3 separate regions of the Mus musculus genome follow, and all the other regions are linked to region 1. Evidence: chromatin loops called from intact Hi-C (ENCODE). Cell type or tissue: left cerebral cortex. All regions are shown on one strand.

Evidence for each region. Peaks named below come from ENCODE experiments on the same cell type or tissue, not always from the same donor. Only the 100,000 strongest peaks of a DNase experiment are listed, where the experiment ranks them.
Region 2: a loop joins it to region 1, with 1.8 times the contacts of the local background. A loop is called at or near these places in 2 of 42 quality-filtered maps.
Region 3: a loop joins it to region 1, with 2.0 times the contacts of the local background. A loop is called at or near these places in 2 of 42 quality-filtered maps.

The regions. Positions count from the first base shown.
Region 1 is chr4:65,975,211-65,977,710 of GRCm38, forward strand. The region is part of intron 6 of Astn2 (astrotactin 2); the gene reads right to left. Among named protein-coding and RNA genes, the nearest start is that of Gm31533, 350 kb to the left of the region's middle. In left cerebral cortex, no CTCF peak of the experiment used is centred here; DNase peaks (open chromatin) are centred at 1,253 and 1,914; H3K27ac peaks cover 1,675 bases.
Region 2 is chr4:65,761,000-65,763,499 of GRCm38, forward strand. The region is part of intron 11 of Astn2 (astrotactin 2); the gene reads right to left. Among named protein-coding and RNA genes, the nearest start is that of Gm31533, 130 kb to the left of the region's middle. In left cerebral cortex, no CTCF peak of the experiment used is centred here; a DNase peak (open chromatin) is centred at 1,301.
Region 3 is chr4:65,694,419-65,696,918 of GRCm38, forward strand. The region is part of intron 13 of Astn2 (astrotactin 2); the gene reads right to left. Among named protein-coding and RNA genes, the nearest start is that of Gm31533, 68 kb to the left of the region's middle. In left cerebral cortex, no CTCF peak of the experiment used is centred here; a DNase peak (open chromatin) is centred at 1,014; H3K27ac peaks cover 470 bases.

The sequences.
Region 1 (2,500 bases):
CAAGTGGTCAAACACACAACTAACATGAAAAAGGCCTTAGATTTGAGCTCCAGAACTATAAATATGGGGCTTCCCTTTCAGTCTGGCTCTCTCCTGAACTCGCATTTACACTCAGACGGAGCCCCAGCTTCCATCCATTATTTTTTTAACCTGGACTTACCACACCTTCCTTCATGTTGCCCCCTTTAGCTGGAAGACCATTTATCTTGTCTTACCTCTCTCATCTCATTACTAAAAGAAATACAGGCCTTGTCCCTAAATCCCTATCCATCCTATTTCAGTTTATGGTGTAAGGCCCTCTTTCTGTCTCAGGGTAAATAACTCACTCTTCCCTGGCAACCTTGCAGAATCTTCTTTTGGGTCCCACTGGTTTCAGGTTAGTCAGTTGTTACGGTCTTTAAATACGCCTTTCCCAATGCCCACCGAAAACATGATGTCATTGAGGGTAGATTAGCACTTACTGAACAAGCATTTTTGACAATTTTTATGCATTTCCCTAATTTATATTCATCACTCCCCTGTAAGGGAGGAATTCATGGTTTTAATTTTAAAGACAATGTGAGTATTTTAAATTGTCTTGTGACTAGAAGTATCAAGACTCTTTCAAGACACATATTTAGTAAGTGTGAGAGTATAGATTTGAATCCTGTGGATGGGTTGGTCTCTGTAGCCCATGTCCTCTTTACCAGCTCATCCAACTTTAATGCTTGTTACATTTGAACTTTTCCCAGAATTTGATTTCTTATCCTGAGCTCAGCAAATGTCAGATTCACATCTGAAAGTATGAATTTACTGGAAAAGTTCAAATGTGAAGCAGAGTTATAATAAAGGAAAGACATAGCCAGGAGCATCATGGGTAGCCAATGACCAAGAGGCAAGTCTGATGATCAGATGCCCAGGGCATTAGCAAAGATTCCAGGAGTTACCAACGGCTTTAGGGAATCCTAAGACTGAACAGCTGAAGATATATTTGCTTTAGATAACCCAAAGGGGCCAGCTGAGGAAGAAAGCAAAATAGCAAGGCTTTACTGGGTATTGAGAGCTGGGTGGGGGATGCACGGGTTGTAATTATTCTTCTCATCTCATAATCTCCCTTTGGAAAACATTGCATGCTTCCTCCTCACATACTCTCACTGGCACTGAGGATGCTGAAAGTCCCTTGGCATCTGGAGCTGAGAGCTAGAGATGGGGATATATCTTCCCCACCACAGTCACTTCCCACAACTTTCTTTTTCATCCAGACAGCCTTGGGAGCTTGCAGTCCCCAGAGAAACTTGGCCGTGATCCTTCTAAGCTTTCTTCAAATGGCAACTTGTGGGCTGTGGGAAGTTTGTTCAGCTGCCTCTGCTCTCAGCATCTACACCAGGGACTGTATGGCTACACGGATTGATTTGAACCATCTTGAAGAGACAAGACTAGGAAGACTAACATGATACTAAGGTCTTACACCTCATAGCATAAATGAATATTTTTAAGTTGACCCAGAAATGTATATGTGTATGGGGTACAATGTAAAAACCTTTACACATGTAATTACTATATGTCGATTAATTCAGGGAAGTTATTACTTCCGATCCCTCACCAAACATTTATCATTTCTTTTGATTTAAAAATGGCCAATATCTTTTCTTTTAATCACTCTGAAAAATGGAAGAAATTATTGCTAACCATGTTACTACAGTATGTTATAGGGAACTAGAACAAATTTCTCCTCTCTAATGACACATTCATATGCAATGAACAATCATTTCTGATCCTCCTGCCCCCTTCCATCTCCAAACTCCAGTACCCAGCACTCTACCCTTCTGTGAGATCATATATTTTTAGCTTCTATATGAGTGGGAAGATGTGTTGTTTGTCTTTCTGTGCCTAGCTTATTTTACATATTATAACATCCTGCAAGTTTTAAAGTCTAGTGTTTCTCTTACTTTCAAAATGACTAACACATAGTGGATTCTTGGATTTTTCCCATGATTTACAATGAAGATACTGCAGTTTGGAAAGTAGGCATTTTCCCAGAGTCATGAAGTATGCGTGGAGGTACAGAGTTGACCGTGATTGACCTTATTTTAATCACTGAGTGATGCTTCCTGAAGCCAGGGATGGTGTTCTAGTATACTCAAGGTCTCAAAGGAAGGAGGCAGCATTGAGATTAGATCCCACCTCTTCTTGGGTTACATAATATACTTGAACTTGCTATGTTTATACATGTTAATGTGAAACTATTCTTTCTGCATGTATGATGAAAAAGGATTTAAATGACATCCTTATTATCATATGACTTGTGTAGGTTCACATAGACTTTACTTTATAATATGTGGACATACTTTATAAGGTAACATAAATAAATGAAGCAAAGCTTTGCAAAGCATTTAGCACAGGGAAGAATGCATTCTTATTACTAGTGCTATTGTTATTACAATTATAAAGACATTTCCACACAAGGTCTACACAAATTTAGAGATATGTCCTTTCTCCTTACTGTGAAGCATGCCATCAG
Region 2 (2,500 bases), 210 kb before region 1:
CCTCCCTTTCAAACTTTATCTGTCAACAAGGCCAACTAGTCCAGCAACTAATACTGAAATTGATTTGTTCAAACAGGCTAGGCAAGACCCCATAATTACTGGAAGTTTTAATCAACTCACGCAAGTTCAGTTGCCATTCAATTTGTACTGGGCCTTGATGCTGCCACGAAGGGAAGGACTGTATTGTACTAAGAATGAAAGGGATCAATAGGTCCTGACTATGGAATAGCAGCTGTAGTCCCCACCAGGGTCCTCCAGCCTTACGGTAGAAATGTCAGAGCATTCCCCAATTCCTGGGAGAGGTCCATGCACAAAACCAAATCCCCATCCCATGCAGACACCACAAACAGTTTCTATTCTCTTCAGGTTTCAAGCTGTGGGCAAAGGTGTCCATGTTCTGGTTGTCCTTGTCTTCCTAAAGAAACCTACATGCCTTATATTACAGTTCCTATGGTTTTGTGCATCTCTTCCTGACCTTTGACATTATAGTATTCAGGAGACAAAGGGGAATGAAGTGTAGTATAGAAGCTGTGTGGCATCGAACAACTAAGGGCATCTCTTTTCTGCTGGCTTTAAAATAGACTCATTGATAAATAATGGCTTTCTGGGGTTGTGGGTAATATGTAGTCCCATCACAGGTAATAAATACTTATGGGCAGTCTCCTTCTTCTTTTGATTATTTGTTATTATATTTTGTGCTGCTGGGGATGGAACTCTGGGTCTCACACATGCCAGGCAAATAGTTTTCCGCTGTGCTTCATGTCTCTCCTCTGTATCCCTTCTGATGGACTGGTCAGAAAAAAAAAATTCTTCTCTCCCATGCTGAGATAATTCTTGCTATGCAGTCTGTCGCCCAGGGAATCCAGACTGTCTCAAATAGTCTTGTGTTCAGTGTCGAAAGGCATGCAAGGCACTGGTTAGGCAGGACTAGGCCTGTACTTCTCCTGGTGTAGCCACTTAGAAGTTGCAGGAGGTTATCTAGATCTTTCATTAGCACTTTAGTCCTTAATTTTTTCAATGTAAAACAAGAATATTTTATAACTAGTCAGAATTGTAATAGAAAAAGTAAAATTCAAACATTTAATGCTTCACTTTGGTATATGACACATGGCAAAATTCCAAATAGTATGAAAGTTATTATGATTATTATCACTCTTAATACATGATGCATGGTAAATATTTTTGAAATGTAATGTAAATCTGGTTGCACAGCTTCATTTTGGCTTCATTTCCAGTAAAATTCCAACAGGCCATTCTCTCCACATGCCAGCCATCTGTGCAGCATTCAAAACATGCTCACTGCAGGCACGACAAAGGAAACTGAAATGTTTTTAGGCCATAGTGTGGGTCAGGCACTATGCACGGTGGTGTCCTCATATGACTTTGCCGAAGACCTGCTACAGTTCTATGACCTTGCTGTGACTAGCACAAGCTTTGTAAACAGTAAACATACTTTGAATCCAAGCCTTTTCTCCTAGTGTTTATCTTCAGATGTGGAATAGAGCATGGGTTCAAGTACACAACTTCTAGCCTCAATGGGTATCTGTCAGATGGGGGAACTATGTAAACCAGAAAGGATGTACTCATGTTTCAGTATGGCTAAAGCTCTAGGACTGTGCCAAAGAACAACAGACAAATCCTGATTTTAAAAAAAATGGACAAATGAGCCAAATAGACATTTCTCTAAAGCAGAAATATGAGGGATCAAAAATTCCATATTAAAAATCAGATCAATTTCATGGATTATTGGTAAATTTCAAATCAAAACCACAATGATGTCTACATTATTCCCACTATGGTAACTATTACCAAAAAAATAGTAACACACAGTGATGAAGATTTGTAGAAATTGGAATCTATGGGCACAATGTTGATGGGATTGTAAAGCAGTATGGCTATTATGGAAAACAACATTTAGGTTTCTTCAAAGCAAGGGAGAGAAAGAGAGAGAAAGAGAGAGAGAGAGAGAGAGAGAGAGAGAGAGAGAGAGAGAGAGAGAGAGAGAGAGAGAGAGAGAATAAAAAGGAAAGGAGAGAAAAGAAAAATAAAACTGAAAAATGGTCCAGTGGTCCCACATCTTTGTATAAATCCCAGCAGGGTCTTGGGGAGACACTGTATGACCTTGTTTGGCATTATCCACAGTAGCTAAAAGGTATAATTATTTATGAATGAAAGGCTCAAAAAAGATGCAGTGCATGCGCACATTGGAATGTTATTCTGCCTTAAAAGAGAGACTCTGATGCTTAGGATACGATGCATGAACCCTGAAGACACGCTAAGTGAAATAAATCACAAAGCACTCACACTATGTTTCACTTTCTTAAGGTTTCTGGGGAAAATAGAAAATGAAATAGAAGTTCTAAGAAGTTTGGGAAAAAGAGAATGAGCTATTATCTTGGAGAATATAGTTTTTTCTTTACCAGATAAGATGAACTATGGATGGAGGTGGTTGGACAATGATACAAATGCAGTTAATGCTACTGTATCATACACATAAAAA
Region 3 (2,500 bases), 280 kb before region 1:
TGAAGACTCAACAATATCTCACCTGTCTTTACATATTCCTCTGTCATCTTGGGTGGATCTTTTGCATCCACATTCTTCAAGAATCTGCCTTTGTTCCTTTCATCACCTGTACTCACTCAAGACATCTGCTTTGCTCTGAATATTTATGTCTTTCTGAATTCTACAGGTTGAAATTGTGATTCCTCAAGTAAAGTGACTGTATTTGAACATGAGATTCCTGGGAGGCGTCAAATACCTTCCAGTATGGAATTAATACTTTTATAAAAGATGCCCAAGGCAGATCCACTATCCTACCATGTGACAATATGGCTAGGAGTTGTCCTTCATGAGCCCAAAACAGGGTCTTCAATATGAAGAACCTGCCATGATCTTGGATTTCCAAGAGCTCCTTAATCTATCTATCTATCTATCTATCTATCTATCTATCTATCTATCTATCTATGTATCTATCTATCTATCTATGTATCTATCTATCTTAACTACCCAGTTTATACCACTGTGTTTCACCAGTCCTACTGGAATAAGATGCCACTATTGTCTGTAATGATTATTTAAAATCTCATTTAAACTCTGTTACTATCAAATGAGTCCATTTGGGATTTGATTAGAAAGCCCATTTTCCAACAAATAGGGTTATTGTAGCCAGGTGTATAACTCTGTCCTTATCTCTGAGGATTGACTCAGGTCTGGGATACAGATTTGGTAGATGGTACTCATGGAACATTCAGGGACTCTATAGCCCAAGAAATATGTGTTAGAAGAAAAGACATGAAAAATGAGCCTCAGTCCATAAGAAGGTGAAAGTTTCTAAAAAAGATAGCAAGAACACTAGGGATGTGCTACCCAAAGGAGTCAGAGACATTTTTGAGAGTAAACAGTATTGTTGAATATAGAGCTGGATCGAAGTGTATATAACTACAAACACGTGCACTTTTGGCCTTGGAAGAGGTAGTGTGTGAGAGGTATAAAAGCCAGACTGCAGTGGGTGGAGGAGAAAGTGGGAAGTGAAGAAGTGGAGAGCATTTGCATAGATTTCTCTTTCTAGAAGTCTGGCTGTGAATGGAAGACATAAGGTGGTAGCTGGCGGCAACTGAAAGTTTAAGGAGGGGGTGAGTCTGGGGAGATGAACATATTTGTGGTCTAAGGAGAAAGATGCAGATAAGGAAAGGTACATAAAATAAAATGGGGCGATTTAAAGAGCCGTGGAATAATGGTAAGATGAGATGGCTAGGAGTATAAACCAGGTCTAAGAACATTTTAAGAAGTTAGTTCTGGAAAGAAAGAAGGAAAAAAAAAGATCTAGCTGATATTGCCAAGGAGCATTACTCGAACCCATAGACAGAAATTATTGACAACTAGATGTGGTATGGACCATGTAAATTACATGGGATTGTCTTCAGTACTAAGTTCATGAAACAGATTCAATATCCACTGGCAGAAAATAGTAAGAAGGATGATATGAAATAGGATGAGGAGATTGCAACTCTCCAAGCTATACATCAAGTAGATTTGTGATAAGAAGGAAGAGGCCAAGTTCAAATAAGTAAAGGCCACCCTACTAGATTTGTCAATTCAGGTCCAAGGATGTATGCAAAATGAGTCATTCCCCCACCTTTGTATCTCTACAATGCAATGGTGTCTGTACTATCAACTACTTCTGTGGGTTGGGGATTGGTTATATACTAGGTACCTCATATGCAATATCCTCAACTGTCAGGATAGTTTTGAAAAACTGCTGAGTAGTTTGTCTTTTACTCTGAGGAACCGATACTCAAGATATGATGTAGGTTATCAGAAGGTCTCACACTCTTGTCTGACTCAGTTCCCCGACTCTTTTGCTTACTCACTATCTTGTCACAACCTTTGAGATTTGACATCAGCATGTTTTCCCTCTGAGCATTCCTTTCTCTGGCATCAGAAACTCTAGTCTTTGAATTCTTCTTGTGTGATCCTGTTTTCTGTCTTCTTTTTCTCCTGCCTCCCCCTATAGGATGTTTGTTTCCTGTTTTTGAACATGCATGAACTTTTTCTTCAAGGTGTTAATGAGTTCCCTATGGAAAAGTCAAGACACCTCAGTTAAAAATAAAATAAAATAAAATAAAGCACTAAATTCCTTGAGGACAGAGTGGGACGTGTGGAACGTTTTCCCCAAGGACATCTCCACACTTCTTAATTTAGTTTCCTTCTTAAACCAATTTGCCAATTAAGTTGTCCTTCTAGGAGTCAAGGGCAGCACTCAGTAGAAAGCCACACCTCCTCCTTTGTCTGCCCTTCACAGGTAGACACTCATAGTCTGGAACCAAGTCACTTTCCATCTTACGTTTGTTATTTCCTATATCATGTAATTTGTTTACCTCCTGGACTCCCTGCCTAAAAGTCTCTATGCCTCTGTCATTGTCTAACAACTATTTACTCATAAAAATTCAAACCAGTTTTTAGAAACATTCCTAGGTAGATGGGTTATATCAGGCACTGCTTCTAGCTTGTATCTCTTCTATCA